5 separate regions of the Homo sapiens genome follow, and regions 1, 2, 4 and 5 are each linked to region 3. A link is a loop called in an ENCODE intact Hi-C map of the cell type or tissue named here. Cell type or tissue: Calu3. All regions are shown on one strand.

Region 1 (5,000 bases), 380 kb after region 3:
GGCTAAATGAAAATTAAAATGCTCTTTTTTCAGTTCAGGTTGGGTTCTACTACATAATGAGTTTGTTGCCAAATTTACAGAGACAATAAATAAAACAAACAAACACTTCTTTTGGAGTTTGGAATTCCAAGCACAGGACTCAGGATCCTATTAATACCTATGTCTAATTCAGAACTTTCTTTTTTATCCCTGTTCATGTTTTGACTTTTTTATCGCACCCTGTTTCTGGATTGTAGTACAATATACAGTGAGGTTTTTATTTTTTTAACCTTGTTTAGTCTTTGTCCTTTTCTTGTATCTCTTTTTTTTCCTTCATATTCTATATCGATGGTCATAAACAGTGGCTTAAATGCTTTTCTGTCTCAGTTAATGTAGGCAAATTATTCTATTGGGAAGATGAGTGAGTCATTATTTACAGATGCCCTAGAAATCAGCCTTTACACATAAAGTGAGGACTGTATACTGATAGATCCAGACATACTTCTGACCAGCAAAGTGTCAGATGCAGGAGGCAAGTTAGAAGCATCAACATCAGGATCAAAATCTGTCAAAAGTACTCAAAGATTAAATAACACCCAGATTTAACATGACTCAGGGATCATATAAGTACAGGAAGCCCCTACTTGTCCCATGTAATGGAAATTTAATTTTTTAAAAAAATAGGAATACTAAGGATCAGCCATGCCAATGTGTGACAATATGGTGCACAGATGGACATTTTAGGTGACACCAGAATTGAAATAAGGGCCTATTAAAAGGAAGAACACTAAATACTCCTTTAACAGTTAAGATTTTTTAAAGTTCTTGGTGAATTATTTAAATGTTTCTTGAAGAAGATTTAAATTTTTTGTTTTAAAATTGATTATAAAAATAGTCAACATTTAAAAATAAAGTATTCCTTTCTAAAATTCCCATCACATTAACACTCATTTGATTGCCACTGGTTTCTAAGGGAGATATTAGGCATTAGCCGACCTGTCGTATTCTCTATCTCCAGGCACATGGCAGGTTACAATCCTCTACTTCTTGGAAGTGGAATGTAGTAGTCATGCAACTAGTTTTGGCCAATGATATGTAATGTAAATGTCATAGGTGACTTCTGGATGAGACATTTGAAAGGCAAAGCATAGTTCCCTGTTCTCACTTCCACTGCCTCAGCAGATTTCTGTTTTGAAATGTCAATATCATCACATGGTAAGTCTCCATCAGTTTGGGTCCCTGAGTGACCTGATGGAGCAGAACACTTTTCTTCTTTCCTCTCTAACACCAATCCATGTTAGACCTCAAGCATGACTGAAAAATTAGCTTGTTGCTTCAAGCTATTGAGGTTTCTCAGATTATGAATTATGGGAGCATAATTCTGGCCATCTGGAATAATTCTGGCCATCTGGAATGATATGTTCTCTATTAAATGGCTGGTTATCTGTACATCATTCTGAATCTGGATTTTGTATAGCAACTTTCAAAGTCTTTTGAATTCATATTCTAAATGCCAGAGCTGAATAGATTGCTTTGCTCAGTTTGGTGAAAACATCATATATCCCCCTTAAATGGTCTAGTAAAGCACAGCTCAACATTTGTCCTATTATTTTAGGACTATGGGATATGGCCATACTTACATATTAATGTTCTATTCATAGAATCACAAATATTGAGGGTTTGTGGCATAAAACCCTCCAAGTTTTTCTGTCACATATAAGAAATTGGTTGTAGTGGTTAATGGAGAGTTGTAGTGATCTGTTCAATGTAAAGGGAGATTCTGGAAAGGCATGACAGGTGAAGTATTATAAAAGAAAATCAACTGTTCTGCACCAATTTAGAAGAAAGTATATTGATATTGTGGAGGAACAAAATCAGCATATCTGAAGTCCAAAAATAGCCCAAATCCCCACATTAAATTCTATGAATCTCAGTTTAATCTATATATGATAAAATATTCAGGAGCTTAAAGGAATTAAATATTTTAGTAAGAACTAGATATTTTAGCAAAAGTCTTTCACAGTCTCTTTTTTTTCTCTTACATGAACTTAACACTGGGTCCAAAACAGAAACGCCCAGTTGTCGGGGGGAGGTGGGCCCAGTGTCTTCTCAGCACACCTGTGAACTATAGGTCTTGTTTCTACAATAATCCTCAATCCTGGAACTTCATGGTCCCCAATCATTCTTTTTATTCATTAATCTTTTGAAATCACAGTCAGGTATTATACATTGGCTGGAGAGAGAAAAAAATGGAATATTGGAAACTAAAAATAGAACTACCATATGATCCAGCAATCCCATTTCAGAGTATATATCCAAAGGAATTGAAATTAGTATGTTGAAGAGATATCTGCACTCCCAAGTTCATTTCAGCACTATTCACAATAGCCAAGATAGGTAAGCAACCTATCTTGCTTTGTTCATCAGTGGATGAATAGATAGAGAAAACATGGTGTGTGTGCGTGTGCATATACACACACTCAAAATGGAGTACTATACAAACTTTAAAAAGAAGGAAATTCTGTCATTCATTACAGTGTGGATGGAACTGGAGGACGTTATGCTAAATGAAATAAGCCAGGCACAAAAAGACAAAGACCATATGATCTCACCTATATGTAGCATCTTAAAAAAGTCAATCTCATAGAAACAGAGAGTGGAAAGGTGATGGTTACTAGAGGCTGGGCGGGGGTGGGAAGGAAGGAAAAGGATAAGAAAAGGGTACAACATTTCAGTTAAATAGAAAGAATAAGTTTTAGTAATCTACTGCACTGCATGGTGACCATAATTAATAATGTATTGTATATTTCAAAATTGCTAGAACAGATTCTTAACATTTTCATCACAAAAATATAAGTTGGTGATAGATATGTTAATTACCTTGATCAACTCTTTCTACGATGTATGCATAGATCAAAACATCCCATTGTACCTCATAAATATACATAATGGTTTTATTTCAATTAAAAGTTGAAAATTACATAAAAAGAAAAAAGGGATATTGGCAAATACAATAAAGTTGCCTCGGGGCATCAGTGGTATGTGCTTGTGAACACACACGTGTGTGTAGCTGGATTCGCAGATTTTTTAATTGCTTTCAACTTAATTCAGTTTTTTCAAAATTTGACTCTTGCTTAACATGGTGATCTGAAATGAAATCCTTGAAAAATTGACTTTTGGGTCTCAATATGTGCAATGAGGCAACTAAAATGTGAAAGGGTATAGTTACACATGCTAACTGTTTTGAGTTACATTAGAAAAATTATCAATAGAAAAAGCTCAGTTTTTAAGTCCTGTAAGTTTAGTAATTACTTCATTATTACATCTTAAAAAAGAGAAATAAAATCCATGTAATTTGGGGAACGAAGGTTTATTTTAAAATGTCATTAAGAACATGCTATATTTTTCATTCCGAAAAATGGGTATAATAAGTTCTTCTTAAAAGACAGTTAATGATAGAATGAAATAAAATATGTGAAAGTGTTTTCCAATAAGAAATCAACTTAACAAATTTAAGATATGGTTTTAATTTTTTATTTTTCTTGGCAACAATTTTAATGTAATGCAATATATTTTTCTCATCAATCTGCATCTTTATGTAAGAAATCTACTTCTTCATATTAACTGCAGACACATTCACTGTACTTGTCAAAGTTGTAAATACCAGGAAAGCTAACTATTTTTTCTTTTTTTAAGAGAGGGAGTCTGACTATGTTGCCCAAGCTGGAGTATAGTGGTTATTCACACACACAATCATAATTCGCTGCAGCCTTGAACTTCTGGCCTCGATCATTCCTCCCACCTCAGCTTCTTGAGTTGCTAAAATTACAAGTGCATACCACCGCAGCACCCAGCAAGAGTTAACATTTATCCTGGCTAAATTGAAGTTTATCAAAATGTGGTTTGTAAATATAAAAATCATATTATTTACTCCAAATCCTAAACTTGATCATTTTCAAGGAAACGTAACTCTCTTTCAGTAACACACATTGCATCTAACTTATCCACATTTATTTGAGTCATTTGTATACAAATACAGAAACATAATTTCAATGATGCTTTTAACAAAAATATTGAAAAAATTAGAATCCTTCAGTTACTCATGTAGTTTTCTTTTATGAATTGCTGCATACAAGTAGTTAAGTGGGAAAACGCAGTTCTGTGAAATTTTAAAAATAAGACTGATGTTTTTTCGAAGCTTATGGGAATATTTATATGAATGCTATACTTTTGTATTATGTCAGTTGACTCACAGATCCACGTATATAAATTCAGCTACAGTTTGCATGTTGAAAAACATCACAAAGGTTTTCAATAACTAGAATTCATGTCTACAGTACTTAAAACCTGGACCTCTAAAGTACATTGGCAAATGTTTATCAAAATTCTGATAGCCAACACCATATCTAAGACACTAAACCTATCCCAAGTGCATTAGAAACCCTCCATTCTGCTCCTTGACAAGTCTCTCTTCCTTTGTTTGTTTGTTTATTTGCCTTCTATAGTTGCTTCTGTGAAGTTCATTTTGCTATTTCCTTAAATCTTACCTCCCCCTGCTGGTTGTGCAACATGGAGCGTGTCTAGGTAGAGTAAAAAGTAATTTGCAAAGGTTGGAGACCTTTCAGAAGGGCAACTCGTAAAAATACATACGCTCATATATATGTTTACAAATACATATACACATGTACACACAAAATGAAACTAGATTTTTTTATAAATTAGACTTAGTCTTAGATGAGAATTGTTAAGGCAATAATCTATAAACAAAATTTTATGTGAAAGAGTAATATCATAGTTATAACATGAAAGATACTCAAGATATATCCCACATTTATATATGCTAGAATAGTGAAGTGTATTTGAGTCAATAGTTTTCATTATGTTATCACGTACACAATTTGCACAATGGCTTATCTGGAACACTAAGAAGACATATACTCAGTCCTATATGTTGATGCAGATATTAGCTGGCCAAAACCATTGATTATCTAGTAATAAATTGAATTTTTATATGCAACCTT
Region 2 (5,000 bases), 1.3 Mb after region 3:
AAGCAAATACGAACTCGTATTTGACAGCAAAACGTGTAAGATCCTTGATGTTGCCGTCCGATTACCTAGGTATGAATTGTAGCCTCGCTACTCATTAGCTGTGTCTTCTTTGGCACCTTCCATCACCTCTATGTTACTCAATTTCTTCTGCAAAATGAGAACAATAATTGTACCCATCTCATTGGGCTTTTGTAGGATTAAATCAGTATAGTCTCTAGCACATATTAAGCACACACACAAGTTGTATCTTATTAATAAAGGTAAGTTTTATTTTTTCCTGTGGATAAAAGATTTCACATTTCTACCAGACACTCTAAGGCTCCTTTTGCTAAAGAGAGAATAGCCATTTTACAGATAATATTTGTAGCATGCTGATGTTGGTGTTCCTAAAATGCATGAACCCTGTGATTAGCCTATGAGACTCCTGTAGGTCTAGAACAGGGCTGGTCAGCCCTGCATCCTCCTCAACCTTCGTGCAATGCTCTGCTCATAACGTGCCTGCATTTAATGTCTATTCAAGGAAGGATGTGCTCCACACCTAGTCCCCTTCCCCTAGAATCAGAAAATATCTAATAAATGTGACATCTACTGACATAAAATATGATTTTTTAAAAAGTCTATCATTGAAATTAAAAAATGGGGCTTCCCTTTACATAGTGCTCGTTGTGAACAAATTATCTGATTTTGTATGGTCCTAATTGTGGGTGTGTACATAAAAGAAACAAATTGAAGGTTACCTTAATACTACCTTATTATAGACACAAATTAATGGCAAAATGGAAAGCAATATTTTAGATATAAATTTTGGTTTTTAAATGTTTAATTGTTTGTTCCTTCTTTTTTTAAACTGGTAAATATGGGGCACTAAAAATGACTTCTGCCTTTCTTCATAGATTAATCTGCACAGTAATAAAAATTTTAGCATTTTGAAATTTTAAGGAGAAAATATTTAATAAGAATTTTAATGTATTTTGGCCATGATGGCTTTATTATCAAAATTCACCATTTTTCAAGTTTGATACTCATTTTGGAAGAGATTTTGACTTGCGTAATTGCAATGAAGCAATGACTATATTGCTGTTTGAACTTTCCCAGACATAAATGGAGAGTCCCTTTTCTTCATGAGAAAATTGGGTCTTTAAATGGGATCCTGGCAGGTGGAATAGCCCCTCTGAAGAGTAGGGTTACATGGGCAACTTAGATGAAATCTATGAGGTATTCTTTCTATGAAAGAGACCAAGAGAATGGGGGGGGAGAGAAAATGTGACTGAATGATTAAATGAACTTCAGAAGCATTTTCATCTGGGAGACAAAGTGTGAAAGGAGGAATAATAAATGACTCTCTGCCTTTCTAGAAAACGGTTGGTATCCATTGTCTATTCTGGAAGCCATCTGATAGCCCATGCCATCCACCAATGGGTATAGAAAAGTTTACATAAAAGAAAAGGGGTCAACTCAGTAGAGAGAAGAGGCTTAGCCAAAACAAACTGAAATGCTTCATTTCACTAAGGTTTGATTAATACGATATTAGACACCTAAGACCGCTGAGACAAGAGCTAACTAGCCTTTAGCAAACTGCGCTGTGAATCATACTTCACACATCAAGATGTGAGGTAATGAGATTCTCAAAAAGTACTACATTTAGAAACAACCCCTTAAACTCGAACACACAATTCCCAACTCCTGCCAGTTCCTGGCACACTTCCATGGGTGAAGTTGGAAAGGAAGCTCTGTGCTGTTTTTTTTAGGGGTGGTTTTTGTTTGTTTGTTCCTGACCACTGATAGCATGAGCTAGCAGCTGGTGTGAGAATAAAGGAAAATATGTGTGTATTGGCAGCAGACAATTTATAACATGGCGTGATTATTCTCTCAGAGTCTTAAACATCAGAGCTTATGGCTTAAAAAATAATAATTCTAATTCACAAGGACAACTTTACAACTGCACACTGAAGGATTTTTGCTGCTGTTGTGTGATGTAGGATTTTTTAAAATCTAAGGGGATGGACCCTTAAAGATTAGTGTGAATTTGTGACCAACATGGTTCGTAATTGATCAATCTTGAACATTTAAAATTTTCCTTAAGGATTTTTCAGCCATCACAGGCCATTTTTAGCCAGGGAGTCAGCTCTGTGTAAACCTACATCTCCACCTAGTGGTGGCAGGGAACAGCTAATTACTTTCTACTACAAGGAAACTGAGATTTAGTCACCCTTGGCAGGCAGCATGAAAGTCCTTGGTCGCTGTGCAGTTGAAGTACAATATTTAAAGATAACATTTTAATCTCAGAATATTCTTAAATCCTTTCCATTGCCCTCCATATTTTCCTTCTCCTCAATCCTGAAAGCTGACATTATTAGATTGCAAAATAGCTGAAAAATATTCCTCCCACTCTATTTTTCATTCTTGCACTGTGCTCAAAGACTTTGACCAAAAACTCATTTGGGTAGCAACGGATCATCTTTGAGGATCCCCCCACCCCGCTCTGCTTCTTATCCTTTGCCAGCTCACTTTTGGCAGGTGTCTCCACAGCAAGGAAGACCAAACAGAAGTTTCCGTATAGAGGTCTCAAGGCTCATTTTCAGTCAGCTAGAAAAACTACTTATAATGCTCCTGCAACCCGCAGGTTAATGAAGGGGCCACCTCTGCGCTCCACATCCCAGGTCGTCCCAAACAGAGAAGGCACATCAAGACTCATTCTCACGCAGCAGAGATTCTTAGCTCTTGGCACCCGGCTTTCCCATTAAGCCCTGACCCCTGTGCTAAAAAACAACCAGTTAAACCACACTAATATATCTAAGGCTTATATGATTTGAATAATCAATAAACAATTAAGACTGTTTTGCTCCTTTAATACCAAAAGGACATTTGAATTCGGTCACAGCTAAAAGGAAATAGTTTGTTTTGCTTTTAATTTGATTTGCAAGATTACAGAGCATCTGCTCCTCAGAGATGTCATTTCAGCCAATTATATAGATTGTCTTCTAGTCGCTTTCTCGCCACTGGATTCCGCATTGGTATCATACACACCAGTGAAATGGAGGAGCCAGGCTTTTTGGCTGGAATATGTCTGGAAAAATTAAAGCTAACTAAAAGAGTCATTGCTTGCTAATCCCTGTAATTAAGCACTACTTGTAGGAGGGTACATTACACTGATTGAGGCTGTTGCCACTGTATTGGTCCTAAAAATGTTTAATAACCCTACCCTGTAATGTTGAATTTTTCACACCGGTTAATTAACAGGCACTAACTTATATAGAAGGCAGAAAAAAAGTATAAATTGTCAGTTTGCTTCTACTCTAGCCTATCTTTTCTCTAAACCTAGTGTTCTGGAATGTGGTTGCTTAAATTGCAGGAAAGCTCCATATGTTAAAAAGTGGAGAAAGAAAGGTTAGAACAAGGGGATTCTTAGAGCATTTTAAATTTTCTCCATGTTTAGGGCAAAAGGTACACAATTCTTTAGCTCAGACGTTTAAATTCATCTGCTGTCATCATCTGCGTTGCCATTAGCACAGATCAATAGCACAGTGACTTTTTCTTATAACTCTCCACTTGTTTCTCAAAATACTGCACTGACCGTAGGTAGGAGAAACTTTGCTTGGTTTGACTGTTAACGAATTCTCAATATGATGTTCTTTAAGTAAAAGAGAACTGTAGTTTACCATCTTTTGGCCTGATTTTTATAAAATTACTTTGAAATAATCAACACAACCTCACTCCTTGAGCATCCTTTGACTTTTCCCAGGCTCAGACATCAGTGATAGTGACCTGAACAGGAAGCATTCCAACTGAGGACATTTCAACCTTCCACAAAAGGACCAGTTCAGAATGAAGCACCAAAGAATCAGACAGATTCTCAAGACTCTGTCACACTGAAAGAGATTGGTTTTAGGTAGAGTGGGCAAGAAAAATTCTTTTGTGTGTATGGGGGCTACAGCTGACCATAGGCTTCTTGGAGTCCAGTGGATGCTCTGAAGCACAGACAAGGCACAAAAGTCAGTCTCTCCTAGTTAAGCCTGTGAATTTGATGCCCTCCACTGAATGAGCCAGGATGATCTAGTGAAGTGGGACCATAGCAGAGTTTCCACTAGGGCTTACAGTAGAACATACACACGTACACACATACACACACCCAGGCACATACACATGCACACTGCCTTTTCAGTTCATCAGCCTAACTAACATTCAATGACTCCCTAAGTTAACCCAGTTGTATTTTAAAATCGTTAAGTAAGAGTTGTAAACGTCACTCCACGGGTAATTTATGAGCTTGGATGTGTGGGGTTGCTTTTGGTGTCTTACGACCACCTGCCTCTCTCCCCACACCTACTGATCTAAGGGGAGAGGATGTGAAAGTTTCCCTGCTATCAAATCAACCCATCTGCCAACACTGTTATTAGCAAGGAACATATGTGGGGCATTGCTAATAAGTTTTTAAACTCCAGATTAGGTCCATGGTAAAAAGTATTTCCGGTTTATTAATAGCTGACTATTCTGGCCCCTGAGATAATAGTTACACTGCCTCTTCTGCTGTCACAAGGTGTCACTGTTAGGCAGGGACCTAGTAGAGCCTGGTGGGTACTTGTGCATTGTGGGGTAGATGCCTGCCATGGCCCACATCCCCGCCGGTTCTGTGGCAATGGCTTATGCTGGGATCCAAGGGCAGAATTCTGTTGGTACCCACTGGATGCTCAGCTCCCCCAAGCCCAAGGCTATCATGAGTCAAGAGCAAAAGGGCTTCCAAGCTCAGGGCCCCCACTGAGGAGGTCTTGGGTTCATGTTATCAGCACTGAACTTTCTCTAAACATTTCAGGGAACATAAATTTCCCACTTTGAACTACACTTACCAGGGGGATGGATCCCTTCTCTGCAGAACCCCCATATATCAAGGGCTCTTACAAAAAGTTCAGGCTTCAGTGAGCCAAAAAGCTTCTACCTTCCCCTAAGGCAGGGAATCCAATCTTCTTCATTTATAGAACAAAGAAGAGATTATTCCCCTATAC
Region 3 (5,000 bases):
TGTTTGCCAGAGAACAACTCAGGGGGCATTTTCTTGCAAGCATTTTGGCTGAGAACGATAACCATTGTGCCACTTAATATTTCAGCAATCTCTAGAGAAATCGGGGAATAGCAGTTACTTATTTATCTCACGTATTGCTCCTTGCTACCTCCCCACCACCACCGGCACGACCTCTGAAGGCACACATTAATTTCACCTCAGTATTTCCATAGCATCAATGAATAAAAACTGACTACATTTTCAACAAACGCACATGTCCTGATAAATGAGGGTCCTGACTTAATTGCTCTGTAAATTAAGAGCTCACCGTAGTGACAATAGAGAAGAGTTTTAATATTTAAAAACTCATTAAATTTGTGTACTTTGTGAATAATTAAAGTCGCAGGACCACTTTAAGGGGCTAATGTAAGTTTCATTCTTAAATGTATATCACGGATGAGGATAATTCATCTACCAAAAAAAAGCCAATTTTTTAAATTGCTAAATTTGGTTACTTTTTTTTGTCCTAATTGGTTACTTTTGGTCCTAATTTGTCTGTGGCTTTTTCCTCATCCTTTTTTTTTTTTTTCCAAATGACAATGACTGAATTAAAATGTTGTGGTCTGCGGGTTTAAAAGTCAGTTATCTGTTTATACAAAAAAAAACGATCTGTTTATACAAAAAAGAACCAGGCAAAACACACCTGGTTGGCTTCACCTTTTTTCTTATACATGAACTAAACTTTTTCATTTGCATTTGATTGTTTTCATTTGAAGTGTGCTCTAATTTGAACTATTCCCCCCCCCAAAAAAAAGTTCTGTTGTTTTTGTTTATGACTTACAGCTGTGTAAAGATCTAAATGTGTAAGTATGTGTGACGATGACAAGATTTGAAAAGATTTGTGCAAACCACAAATCCTGGTGATTACAAAAGGGAGGCTCTCTTGAAAGAGTTCACGTCAAAACCCCTGAATAACCACTAAACATAGAGAGCAGAGATTCTTTCTCCTTTATATCAAAACTTTGTCTTTAAAAGTGATGACTGCTCTAAGAATGATCTATGATTTTCCAGCCTGGTGTTCACAGTTGGGAAAGGGTCTAGTTCTGGGTCAACGAGGCTTCTGTGTCATCTTTGTATTTTTCACATCTCTTACTCCTCCTGTCCACATGTCAATGTTAGTATTGTCATCGATATTTAGTCAATAATTAAGCTGACACTCTTGGTCTGCTCAGTTTTCGGAGATCACTGGACATTTTGAAGTGTGAGCTCTCTGTGGAAGGCAAGCATACGGAACTCCGTCTGGTATTTCTTCCTGGAAACGTACGTACCATTTTTGAAAGAATCACTTTCTTGTGAACTCGATACTTCTGAAAATAAAAATGAAAAAAAAAAAAGCTGGGGCTGGGCCTTGGGGGTTCACTTTAATTAAATTGGAACATTGATCTGTCTTCAAGCAACCCTTAGCAGGGAAAAGAGGTGTCTACCGAAAAAGGAGACAATATTCATAAATCGTTGTTTTATTACAAGTTGGAAGAAGTGAAGTGGATTTCCTAGGATGTGGGTAGGGGCACACCTATTATTCTTAAAGGAGTATGATTCCAGTTCTTGTCTTTAAAAGAAATAGATGAATGCGGTAGCAATCCAAAGTCTGTGCTCCTGTGCCCTTCTAATAGAAGAAATCACAAAAATGTAGAGAAAAGTAGGTAAGAAATGCACATGCAGGATAAAAATGTAAAAGGTAAACTATTTTTTTATGCTATCAATTCATTATCACAACTGCTGAATGTTCCTCTGTCTTAGACTAGGGGCTATCTTTCCAGAGTTCTCAACTGTAAGAAAACTATTATATTAAAATGCTCTCACAATGAATCCCATGGGATTGGGGAAAGCTATGTTGCAAATGGGATTTTGCACTGTGTGAATTGCCAATCCCAAAAGATTGTGAGATCCTGTGGCTAGGCACAGGTTCTACAATATGTGCATTTGTGAAAAGGGAATGTCATCACTACATATTATTTTTACCTTTGGCAAGAATTTTATAAAATTTCAGAGCTTATCACACTCAAAAATACTTCTATAAGGGTGGCAAAATCTACATGAAATCGCTCTGGATGCCATACTATCATGCATTTATTAATTTGTTCTCATATTGTTTTTGCTTTATTTGACCTGGAAAATAAATGAAAACTGTAAGTTGCTAGTCCTATAAAATCATCCACCTGTTGAAAGCATAGCATAGCAAATACCACCATGGACATCAGGGAGGAAAAGGTAAGGAAAAGGAGTGAAACTTAGGAGAACGGATGCCAGAAAAAAAAAATGCAAGGAAGAAAATAATGGGAGATGGAAGTCTCCTTTCTCTTTTTAGCTTCTATTTTGGATATGAGCAGATGAGAAAGGAAAAGAAATTGATATGGAGAGAAACACATGGTGGAGAGTAACACAAGACCATAATACACAGAGCCACTTGCCCCAATAAAAATGTCATGTCACATGCTAAAGGACAGAGGAAGCACAGAATTGCCCATATTAAGTTTTTACTTTGTTACAAAGCATTCACTAAAAGAAAATTGGTTAAATCTGACCACATCACTGTTTGTCTTTTTCAGAAACCTACTCTCAGAAAACCCATTGAAGTCCCTGTTTTACAACTAACATAATGGGCGTGTGGAAATGCCTCTCCATCCACCAGGGGGCAGAAACGAACCCTTTGATTGGCCAGAGATCTTTGGACTTCAACTTTGATTTGGAATAGTTGTAATTTGCATAGCCTTTTCACTCTCAGACATCACTCTTTCTGTCACTAGGAACATAACCATATAGACTTTTCAAAGAAACCTCTTAATTCTGTGTGAAACTCTAAACTTCACTCTACCAATAAACTTCCCCACATTCACACTAGAGAGATGTGATGGGAATGCTGGGTCTTACATATGGTGGTCTTCATATTTTCGTGGATTTGTCTTTTGAGGCATGGAGTGCCTGACCTTTGCGTATGCAAGATTCGCTAGCATGTAAACTCTGTCACTGTCTCCCAAGAACACAGAAACAGGGCTATTAATAATTTTAATGCTTACTGTTTTGTGTAGCTTTTTTTGCAGAAACTGTCTATTAAAAAGTCAAATTTGGTGGTGCTTTTCTTGTGTTTTTGGTGGGGAGGCGGACCGCTTCCTGGAAGGAAGGGATGTGTGTAATGTATATAAAGTCACCTTGTGCTATTCTCATTCAGTTTAGCACCGTGCTGCTCAGTGATCATGGCCTTCATCAATGCAAGCATCAAAGTAAGGGTGGCCATTTCAGGAGAACTAAATGTTAGAAATAATTAAAATAACTACAACTGACATATACTCAAGGGAGCCATAAAATGTAGCCTTCTCTGATGTCCAATATGTAGCTGAACTGAAATACAATCCTTTAGCATCTGAACAAGTAAAAAAAAAAATCTGGCTCAGGAATTGTCATTGGAGTTGGTTTCTCACCACATTTCTGAATAGTTTACATCTGTTGACCAGCCCTAAGTCCTACTTAACATATGCAATCTGATGAGAGATCACAGTCTGAATTAATTGATGTAAAATAGATTGAGTTTAATTAGCACATCTTTACTATACTGTGTTGAAGATGTGGCATTTAAATAAAACTAGAACAATATCCAGTAGCACAAACATTATCGTATACAGAGATTTTAAAGGAAATCATAATAAGAAACATGAAGCCTATTGAACTCCATTAAAAAGCCAAACCACAGGGAGGTAGCCAGTCAGAAAGTACAGCCCTTGAATTTATTTTAAAAACCTACCAGTACAGCCATGCTTCTATTGCTGAATCACATCTGCCATCACTGATCTTGCCAGAAGATATAATGTAATAAAACAAACCCAGGTGATTTCAGAACCATCCATTTTTCTTTTTCTTTAAAAGTATGGGAAACAAACTCTTGGGCATGTTGGTAGTATTTTCTGGTGGTGATGAGCTCCTCTTGTCCCAAGCTCAGGCTCCCTGGTAATGGAACCCACTGTACATGCATTCGAATTTCCTCTGTGGTTCACTCTCTGTCCTTTGGAGGCTGTTGTGACAGGGCTGCTCCTTAGTGACTTCCTGGGATAGGCATGACATCAATTAGACACACACCCCACGTACTTTAACACTAACCATGACACTAAAGTGGTAAAATCCATAATAAGTAAATCCAACAACATATACATAAGCAAGATGGCAAATAGCTCAATCTTTCCTAAAATTATACATCCTTGTACTCAAGAAAACATTTGCTTCATTCAGGATTTTCCTGTGGTGATCCATCTCACTTCTATTTCTTCAGTGTTCTAACTTCATGAGTAATTTCTTTTTTTCCTTACTCTTAAAGCTATCCAACCTTGAGTTTGATTATTAGTACTTTTGTTTTTCTTTCCAAATAACAAAGAGAAAGTTCCAAGAGTTCTTGTTTGTAGGTGAAAATGATACTACTGGTTGGGCTTCGGTAGGTCATTTGCTTTGAGTTGTTTTCTAGATACAGGCTTATACTAATCTTTTTATTTTTCTCTTACCTAGCCCTGCCTATCCTCCCATCAACGATTCTTTTTTCCAACAATACTAAGTACTAGGTTGTCATTAGGTTTTAGAACAGACTGAAACAAACAGGCAGATTTTGATATGGGTATTCATGACCTGGGCTCCAACAGCCTAGTTCTCTATTCAAGGATCAAGCCAACCATCTGATGCCATACACATCTAATACTTTCTCAAAATATCACACTTTTATTTGGATCTCCATTAGATCCAAATAAATGATAAAATATCATATTTCAAAAAGCTATCTATATCATCAAAAATTCATCCTTGAAATTTTTAAAGGAAGTTTTTCTCTCTGGAAGAAAAAACGGAGCATGTCAAACCAATTATACATACAGCTGTCTAATTGCTTGCACATTTGAGGCCAGTAGGAACCAACTGTCACTGCAAGAGATAGACGTAAATCTGGCCCTTGGTGCCTGGAGGACTGACCTGTTCAGATCTGTGGT
Region 4 (5,000 bases), 530 kb before region 3:
ATGTGTAGCAGGTGCTTAGTTTGATTCCCCGCTTACTCCTGAATTCTCAATCCACTCAGCACTGGTCTCCCTTTAGGGGTTCCACCTACTTTACTTGAAAGCTATTGACCTAAGATTGCCTGCGCAGATAATTTCCTGTACCCACTAACATGGATTAAATTTTATTGAGTGCAGAAACGACATTTAAAACTTCACTGTATCATTCACAGCACGTAGCCCAGAATGGAGTCCAAAAGTATTAATTCAATCATTGCCCCAACCAGTGGGCCAAGCTGAGCCGATAGGACCCTTCTCCAACCTCTCCTTGTCCCTCCCACATAGTCCTGACAAGCGGATTGAGGCTATTGTGTGGAGGATCACAACCTAGAGCAAACAACGCTGTCTCTGATGATGGAGATGATGATAGTACTAATAGCAACCCCAAGAACAACATTTACAAGTGCTTCCACCTATGGGCCACGTACTGTGTTTAAGTTACTTATGTGCATTACCTCATTTAATCCTTAAGAAATCCTCTGAGGTGTGTGCTAAATGAGTGTCATGATGCACCTTTTACACACAAGAAACCTGAGGCTTTGGGAGATTCAGAAATGTGGATCTGAGAGCCCAAGCCCTGAGTCAGCAGGAAAACCCGCATTTCTCCTGGTCCTGTAGTCTTGATCAGCTGTGCTGGTGCAGCCAGCACAGAGTGGAGGCTTTGAAACATACATCGTCTCACAAAGGACCATTGTTTCCAACACAGGGATCAGAATAGCGCTGCTCCTGTCTTCTGGGTTGTTGTAAACAGTCTGGGTAGACCAGGGTCTTATCTCCATCTCCAGCTTAGGAGGCAGGAGACAATTTGATAGAAGCTGCACTTCAATGACCACAGGCACACACAAAGAGTCTGCACAGGTTCACCCAAAGATCTATCTCCAAAAGCTGAGCTTTTCCTAGAACAGCCATAATATCTGGCTTTATTCCACATTTGTCTTTACCTTACTGCTTCTCCTAAAGAAAGCCCTATGACAAAAATTGGCAATAAAATTATTAACCATAATCATTTTTGTCTTAAACCAACTCATTTATGTTTAATGACCACTAAAGTAGGTGAGTTAAAAATAACCTCGTATTCTATTTCTCCTTCTAGGTGATTGGCGTCTCTTTCCATTCAAAATTAGAGAAAATACCAAAGCTCAGCAGTGATCTTCCTTCTAGAGGCTTGTTGGAACTCCAAACACATACCCCTGACAGATACAACAGGGATTAATGAGCCATGACCAGAAGTTTGATTTTTCTGTCGAGTGCTCCCATCCGTCTTTAATAAACAGAAGAACAACATAAACTCCATTGCCTGCTTTCCACTGCTGAAACTGAGCTGGCTGTTCCTGGTACCATGTGTGTTGAGCTGAGTTATGATTCTAAATGACTCGACAAACGCTTTTACAAGCCCCTTTGGTCTGCTACTCTGGTGACTGGCTTTGCTCTCCAAGTTCCATTTCTTTGCCTCTGTTTAACGTGGGCAGCTCAGTGCTTTGCCAGTGGAAACCATCAAATGTAATATCACATTTACAACTAAATGACTTCAATTTAGTGTCACTGGTACACTATCTGTGGTGTAAAACTGCCAAAATACCCACTATTTTCCCTTTAAGCCATGCTGTGTGCTTTTTTGCAGAAGGCTGTCTCCTGCGAGGACCAGAAGTTGAGCCAAGGCACATGGAACTTACAATAGCAGATGGTAAGAACCAGGTATGATCGCGGAGCAACGCCTGATGTCATGCTTCCTCTATTCTGCTGAAGCTGTATTTTGTGTCCGGAAAATATCTGTCCTTGACAAAAATAATTGCTCCATCCACGTTCACTGAAAAACTGTGTTGCTCAAAAAAAAAGAGGTTTATATTGCAAAAATTATTAAGAACAAGAGTGTATTTCTTTTCTCTTTTCTTTTCTTTTATCTTCTTGTTCTTGCAAAATAAACTAGGATTCATGTGGGACATTTATTTCTTTATTCCCTGAGATTGTTGCTGAAAAGACTGGCTGCCTTAAACCAAGCTGACCACAGGATGTCCCCAGTGTTCCATGAAAATTCCACTGAAAGGGCATTTACCTGGTAATGCAAAACTTGGTTCTTAAAGAAGAAAGGTCAGAGCACATAGATGTGGTCACATCTACAATTTCAAACAAAATCTGGTTTTGCAGAGGCAGCCTCAGTGTCATCAGGTAAAAATCAAAGCAGATCTGACTGGCGGTTGTCCTTGAAGAAAAGTGTGCCACCTACAAGTAAAGCCACTAAACTTAGCAGCCCAGAGCTGCTATTTAATTGCCCCTGAAGAGAAGTCACCCTGAGGTGGAGTTAATAACCAATACTAGACCTTTTTTTTCCTTTCACTTTAATTTTCTTTGAAAGCTTCATGCTCAAGCGACGTGGTGACCAATATCTAATGAAAATATGCTTCTCAAATACCTTCCTTGGGCTGACATATTTAGCAAATCCCAAAATGAGAGTCTGAAGAAGCCCAAAAGAGAAAATATTTGAAAGGATCATGAATATGCATCTAAACTTATTGAGTTAACACATTTTAAAATAGAAATTAGTTAAATATTTAACTCAATCTGCTCTGGCACAAGGGCAGGGGTGACATAGCCATGGTGCGAAAAAGCAGCTATGGACTAGCTATTTAACAGAAGATTCCCAGGGAAGGCAGTGGGAAAGGGCGAATCTGTCTGTCACTGAGCTCATGGAGGCACGGTGTGGAACTGCGTGTGTGAAACATTTCCTTCTGTCTTTTCATGGATTGATAGGTCACAGAGTTCAGTGCTAGGTCAAGTCACCCAAGGACCAAGGCAACTCGTCAGCCTCCTCTCTGGCCTGGATGATCCCAGGTTCAAGCAGATTTCTGTTGGTTTATGTTATCCAAGCTTCGTGAGTTGAGTCAACAAATGTATTACACTGATCAATTCCACTGGTGTTATAATAGCCCTCACCTCTGCTTGATTTTAACTTGTCTACAGACTGTGAGTGTCTATTCTGTACTGGGGAACAGTCACAGAGCATGCAGCTTCATCTCAGTGAAAGTATTCAAGGGTCTGGATAGAGCCTGTTTCCCCATTTGTTTTTCTTTTTAAATTAATTCCATTTTATGTATAATTGACATAATAAGTGAACATATTTATGGGATACAGTGTGATGTTTCAATGCATGTATATACATTGTATAAATGACTAAGTCAGGGTAATTACCATATTCATCACTTTAAACATTTATCATTTTTTTTTTGTAGCGATAACATTCAAAATGTTCTCTTCTAGCCATCTTGAAATACACAGAACATTGCTATCTGCTATAGTCACCATACTATGTAATAGAACACTGGAATTTATTCTTCCTTCCTAACTACAACTCTGTATCTATTGATCAACCTCTTTTGTTTCCCCTTACCCCTCCCCTCTCCAGGCTCTGATAACCACTATTCTACTCTCTATTTCTATTAAGGCATCTTTTTAAGATTCCACTTATGACTGAGATCGTGCAATATTTGTCTTTCTGTGCCTGGCTTATTTCACTTAATAATGTCCTCCAGGTTGATCCCTTTCATTTATATACCCATGTATACAAATCTGAACTTCTGTTATTTTAAAACTCTTGATGGAAGCCGTACTTCTACTGATGTGGAGGCTGTTATAAGCTGAATTGTATTTCACCAAATTCCCTTGTTGAAGTCCTAAACCCCAGTACTTCAGAATGTGATGATATTTGGGGATACAGTCTTTAACAAGCTAAGGTTAAAGCTTGTCATCCGGGTGGGCCCTAATCCAATGTGACTGTTGTCCTCATAAAAAGAGATTAGGGCACAGACATGCACAGAGGGAAGACCATGTGAGGACATAGGGAGAAGGTGGCATCTACAAGCCAAGGAGAGGGGCCTCAGAGGAAATCAACCCTGCCCACACCTTGATCTCTGACTCGGAGCCTCCAGAATTGTGAGGAAATAAATCTCTGTTGTTTAAGCCACTCAGCCTGTGGCACTTTGTCATGGCAGCCCTAGCAAATGCATATAGAGGCAAAAAATTTCAGTATGGTAATACTAGTTATGTATTATTAGTCACTAGCTCTTTGGTTAAACATAGCTCTCCTAGGCCAGGCGCGGTGGCTCACACCTGTAATCCCAACACTTTGGGAGGCTGAGGTGGGAGGATTACCTCAGGTCAGGAGTTCAAGACCATCTCTACTAAAAATACAAAAATTAGCCAGGTGTGGTGGTGCATGCCTGTAATCCCAGCTACTCAGGAGGCTGGGGCAGGAGAATTGCTTGAGCCTAGGAGACAGAGGTTGTAGTGAGCCACGATCATGCCACTGCACTCTAGCCTGGCCAACAGAGTGAGACTCTGTCTCAAAAAACAAAAACAAAAACAAAAACAAAACATAACAAAAAACATAGCTCTCCTAACTCAATAATAATGGCTGACATCAACTTACAACTTGGTAAATTCCGTGTATTCTACCAAGAGATTTACATATATTAATTCAGATAATCATCAAAGCAACCTTCTGACGTTGAAATCCCCATTTTTCAGATGAGAAAACTGAGGTGAGGACCCCTGTCCCATCAGCCTATAAGGCCCACACTTGACAACTAGCACAAAATATTTCAAACCATGAGGAGGGAGGATCACAAAAAGGTAGAAAAAAAAGTTGTGCCATTTTCTTCATATTCCTGTTTTATCTGCTAACTTCTGACACAGTATTTTTGCCTCTTGTGGGTAAATCTTGAATAGAATACACTTGCCCTACACATACGCTGATTACCCAAGAGTTAAGCTTGATTTCCACTCTTTCATCATGGGGCCACACCTTTTCCCTTTTTTAGGGCTCATGTATATCCATGGGTATATTCCAAATTATTTAATCTAATCTTCCAAATTACCTACTACCTACTAGCGCCAATTCCCCGTGGATTGTATGAAAAAGGCCAGGCTGGACAGGAGTGAGCAGGACACGGCGAGCATTGAGTGAGTGA
Region 5 (5,000 bases), 450 kb after region 3:
TCTAGTTTATTTTGCATTAGAGGAACTTCTCATTTAATTTACCAGTCCATAATAGGTAACTTTTTCAATATGGAGCTAAAGGTCACTATTATATGTAAGGAAAATTAAGCCGATGTTCTTGGTTGCCTTACAGTTCTCCTAGTTCAACTACTCCAATAAATGAACATGTACAACAAGCCGAAGGGCTTTTTATTACAAATTTAATTCATTTCTCTAGACAACTGTGAAATTTGCCATTGACATTAGTCATTACCCCAAGGCGAACTAAAAGATGATCTCAGTTAATAAATGATCCTTAACAAGGAACGCTCCTATCTCCTGTGATATTGGCACAGGCACATTTTATTAATGCAGGGCTTGCTTCCTGCCAGAACACCAGCATTCACGACTATTTGGTGTGCTTGTTTCCTCTTCCTGCTCCTGATATTAATAATTATGCAACGGGATAATTAGCAACACAAAGAGACAGTACTATGAGCTTGAAGCTAGATTTTCAGCACGTTAACCTTCTGGGAAATAAGAACAGAAGCAAAGAGTCTAGCCAAATAACCAATGCAGGTTGATTTCACAGTGTGTAAAAGGCTAATTATCTGTGAAAAGTCTGACCTCAAGTAACAAAATTACAGAAATGTGCAGGCATTTTATTTTAAATAAAACTCAGAGACACTGCTTCCGATTCTAAAGAAATCTGATTAGCAAATGTATGAAAGAAGAGATTTGAAACTTCAACAAAAATAAGCTCTGAAGGAAATTGATAATATCTGGAAATAAATGTTAACGATCAACTCAGACACCTGAGAATGTACAGTAAAAAATAAACTTTTACTTTCTTTCCCTATCCCCAACACACACACACATTACAATGAAGAAAAAAAAAAAGGAAAAAAAAAGATAAAACAACACGCACACACTCAGTGTGTGACAGAAGTAGGTTAAGTGTATTTTGTTTACTGGAGACAGGCTACAATAAAAAGCAGAAAATATTACTACTTCTTTACAGATACCATATGTAATTCATTCTGATATAGGAATATTTATCCACTAGCAGTAATAACAAACCACAATTTTTGCCATGAAAAAAATAAATTGTATTTGCAAAAAGCAAACACATTACAGAGTGTGTAAAAATGCAATATTCCCATTTTCTAGTCAGAGTTCCAATTTATTGAAGTAACAGAGCAGAAAATGCACTGACAGCTGTTACATTTTATTGCGAATTAGTATATACATTTTATATCCAGTGAGCAAATGCATGATACATTGTATTCCAGTAATTGCCACTGGCTTTCCAAATGGAAACTGAATGATCTTAGTGCAATTACACTCAGGAGAGTACATAGAACAACCTCTAGTTCTACATTATAGTGCTTTAACAATACTAATATTAAGTATATTTTATTTTTTTAAATGAAAGATTAAAAAGGTCAAGTTGGATTTTAAAAATCAACAAAAATAATGCTCACATGGTATATATGCTACCTCATAAATCCTGGATGACTATTTTTTATTTAAGTTACCCGCATTAGGATATTGTACTTTGGAATGATCAGGAAGGTTAAATAAAGTTTCTCTCCTCTGCCCCCTCTCTCTTTGTTTACTATATCAATATTTTACTATCTGTGATGTCTCTTTCTCTATTCCCCTTTTAGCAATGGAGTGAAGGGATTTAAAGTGATGGGAAGAGGGGGCAGGTGTTAGAATACTTTAGAAAATGAGCTATACGCTGAGTTTCCACTTTACCCTGAACAGCCAAATCATCTTTGATTCCCTCCCTCATCCTTCCCCTATAGCTACTTTTCCTAACTTGTATGTGCATTAGCTATAGGCCTAAGGAGAGAGCCATTTATTTTCATAAGGGTTAACTCTGATTTCATAGATCATCTTGCTAATGCTTAAGACTACGGGTTAACAGGTAACCACATTCTAGCATTCTAACTACCTTCCCAGTCATTTCAAATTTATTAGAAGCAAATTTCTTGCATACTTTAAGAAGCCTATTTTTTTTTCCATTTTTGGGGACCTTTATAATATACTTAAACCCTTTTGCTTGGCATCTCGTCCTCTGACAGCTTCCCCACCATCAGTTTCTGTGGTGAGGCCTTCAATAAATCCGGCTGTCTCCTCCCCTCTAGTGGTTACCAGCCCGCCTTGCAGCACAGGGAATGCCGAGATCTTCAGAGGACCCACAGAGGGACATTTGTGTAATTCTTTTGGCTTAGAGAGAAAAGGGGGAAAAAAAATAAGCCAACCCAGTCATCATTGCAGAAAATAAAATTTATCAAGCATTTAAAACAATATGCTAGCGACGGCTACATCTTAATCAACACCAACCTGCTGACATAGAATTGCAATTTGAGCTAGTTATTAATGATTGAATTAACAGCATGTCACAACTTGTATCTGGTTTAATAAAAGAAACCAACTAATGCAACAAAATCATAAACAACATGTAGTAGGGCATTCCCCCCGCCTCCTCTGGCCGCCGCTACCAGGATGGAATTGAAAGTCCATGTAGCTAGAATAAGGAAGATGAGGGGCCACTCCATTTGCACCTTGAAGGGCTGTCCCAAAATAATCCTGGACTTCCTTCCATAGGACTCAGTGCATGGTCAGCACAGTGGCCCGTCTATAGGAATACCAGCAAAAACAGCAGCAGCCACGGCAACAACAGCGCCGACAACACTAATGACGTCTCACCCAGATGTCAGAAACAATGGTGTCACAAATAAACCTAGTTGTGAAGCCCTTTGCCACACCACTGCACCTTAAAAATACATCAGCTTACCCTCATCCCCTTACAACAGCTTCTAACCCCAAATAACCCCAAATGTGTTCAGGAACTTATCTGAAAGAAACTGTATTGAGCATAATACTGAAATCAAAAGCATATGCCTTCTTGTTTTTCTATAAAAATATTAATACTATGGGTTTGAGTTTTAAATGGTTAAAATATAAGTTAAAGAATTTTGCTACATCCAATGTAACATACAAATAAACTTTGCTATTGAGAAGTGCATTGATCTAGTTTATAATCAAAGAAATATTAAGGTTCAATTCTGGATATAAATCATGGCTAAATGTACTGAAGTTTCTTAATGTATTATGAGGAATGACTAATGTGGACCAAGTCTTACCTATAATTGTTAGGATTTACCATTCCACACTATTCATTGAATTCTTTGGTAAAGGGAAGATGTAAATGCACGTATGACTTACCTATTCTGAACAGCTTAGTTTCTCTCTTTTTAAAGGACAGGCTTTTTTGAGAATTAGTTTAAGTTAATGTTTAAGGAAATGAAGAGAAACTCACTCTTACCCACATGGGTATCATTCTTATCATTGTTGTTTAAAATGTATAGAGTGATTTTTCTTAAAGAATATTTAAAAGTTTTTAAATTAAAAAATGGTATTGGTGTTGATTACCAATAAATTGATAGAATCAAGTGTTTTTTCAACAATATGCAAATATACAAATAAGGTAAAATTTTTTGTCTCCAAGTTAATCAGAATCCTAATACTAAATCTTCAATTGTCTATATGCAGCTAACTAGGGGAAAATCAAGTACACTTATCTTCTGTTTCACTGAAAGGGGTCCTGCAGGGGCTGATCTGATCTCAGTAGAGACTGAAATAAGGTAGTTCCTTGGGGATTGCATTAGATCTGAGTGAATGTGTGGAGTTGAAGCTTGGGGGAAATAAAATAAATCAGATATGGAAAGATGTACATGATCTGTCACAATAGACTTTTTCTTCTTTTTATGTAAAATCAATGAGAAATCTGAGTGATGATAATTTCCTTTCTAACACATGCAGTAGAATAGTCATTTTGCCTTATTTTATTCTGGTTTGGTGGGTTTTTATTACCTCAACCCAATGGCTCATACAATCCTGGAATAAAGATGAGGAAACAGTGGCTCAGGGAACTGGGTGATCTGCCTAAAGCTCAGAATCCAGACTATACTCTATTGTTCTTTTCTGATACAAGAAGAATTTTGTATTTCTGTAAGGCATTATATATGACAGTTATTTCAGTGGATTTTTCATTGTAGGATTTCTTTAACATCCAATATGCCTTCTCATAGTAGTAGACTATTAGTAATTGATGTACAAACAAGAAACAAACGGATTTTAATATTTTCTTTAGCAAAACAAAATAGGATTTTCTAAAATTTTGAAACAATTATCCTAAATTTCAAACAAGAAAAAGTAATTTGTATTATGTACAGATTCAGGTAAACTACATTATTTCTTTCTATTATCATTTATCAACAGAAGCTGATTGTAAATACCACTATATTGGATTCATTTTTAAGGGTAAAATATTTTAATTAACTCATTCTTCCTCACTTTCTCCATCTGCGCAATAAAATTGCACTGTGAAATTTTTCTATCACTTTTTTAAATAATATCAGAGAGGAAATGTTCCAGGTATCATAAAAGCATACATTTGGGAAAATTAATGAATTAGCTAGATCATCTCTTGTCACACCTTAATTCAAAGTTGTCTAACCCAAAGCAATATAGAGAGTGGCCACTTTATCCTTTTTGGTAGTAGATTGAGCCTTTTCAGAAGTAAACAATAGGTCCTCAACTTTAGCTTGAGAGTTTATCAGGAAACATGATTAAATGTGTTATGCACTTTGGTATCCCACTTTTGTCTCAAATTTATTTGTTCAACTAATACTTATTTAGTGTCAGGTAATGGCACTTGTAACTGGAGATGTACCGATGAACAACAAAGTCATTGTTCACGTGGAGGTTACAATTTAGAGGGGAAGATATATGTGAATGAAATAATTATACAACCAGAAATAGAATTGCGCTTTTAAAAGTGTTACACTGGGCCAAATAGAATCAGGCTACGAGATCTTATAAAGGCGAATAGGTTGACACCTGGTGTCAGACTCAGTGAAGGATAATGGAATGAAGTAATGGGATCCTGAAGGTGAGAAAGAATGTAGGGAAGGATGTGTTTATTACATTTGAGTGGCAAGGAAGTT

The links. A loop is a pair of places that touch in the nucleus more often than their neighbours do. Peaks named below come from ENCODE experiments on the same cell type or tissue, not always from the same donor. Only the 100,000 strongest peaks of a DNase experiment are listed, where the experiment ranks them.
Region 1: a loop joins it to region 3, with 3 times the contacts of the local background. A loop is called at or near these places in 8 of 110 quality-filtered maps.
Region 2: a loop joins it to region 3, with 25 times the contacts of the local background. A loop is called at or near these places in 7 of 110 quality-filtered maps.
Region 4: it touches region 3 in a loop (3-fold over the local background); 2 of 110 quality-filtered maps call a loop at or near these places.
Region 5: a loop joins it to region 3, with 7 times the contacts of the local background. A loop is called at or near these places in 5 of 110 quality-filtered maps.

Annotation. Positions count from the first base shown.
Region 1 is chr2:104,033,099-104,038,098 of GRCh38, reverse strand. The region is part of intron 1 of LINC01965 (long intergenic non-protein coding RNA 1965); the gene reads right to left. Among named protein-coding and RNA genes, the nearest start is that of LINC01965, 160 kb to the right of the region's middle. In Calu3, no CTCF peak of the experiment used is centred here; no DNase peak of the experiment used is centred here.
Region 2 is chr2:103,158,778-103,163,777 of GRCh38, reverse strand. No RefSeq gene overlaps it. Among named protein-coding and RNA genes, the nearest start is that of LINC01935, 180 kb to the right of the region's middle. In Calu3, a CTCF peak has its summit at 2,155 (motif pointing left); a DNase peak (open chromatin) is centred at 2,147.
Region 3 is chr2:104,410,258-104,415,257 of GRCh38, reverse strand. LINC01831 (long intergenic non-protein coding RNA 1831) reads left to right here and starts at 1,227. Exons shown (of 2, transcript NR_135589.1): 1 at 1,227-1,299; 2 at 2,589-3,106. LOC124908058 (a long non-coding RNA gene) reads right to left here. Exons shown (of 2, transcript XR_007088675.1): 2 at 3,546-4,077. RefSeq lists an enhancer at 1-368. In Calu3, no CTCF peak of the experiment used is centred here; a DNase peak (open chromatin) is centred at 2,657.
Region 4 is chr2:104,941,735-104,946,734 of GRCh38, reverse strand. MRPS9-AS2 (MRPS9 antisense RNA 2) reads left to right here. Exons shown (of 3, transcript NR_110603.1): 2 at 1,658-1,731. Among named protein-coding and RNA genes, the nearest start is that of DALIR, 37 kb to the right of the region's middle. In Calu3, a CTCF peak has its summit at 2,035; a DNase peak (open chromatin) is centred at 2,064.
Region 5 is chr2:103,956,508-103,961,507 of GRCh38, reverse strand. The region is part of intron 1 of LINC01965 (long intergenic non-protein coding RNA 1965); the gene reads right to left. Among named protein-coding and RNA genes, the nearest start is that of LINC01965, 85 kb to the right of the region's middle. In Calu3, a CTCF peak has its summit at 2,128 (motif pointing left); a DNase peak (open chromatin) is centred at 2,127.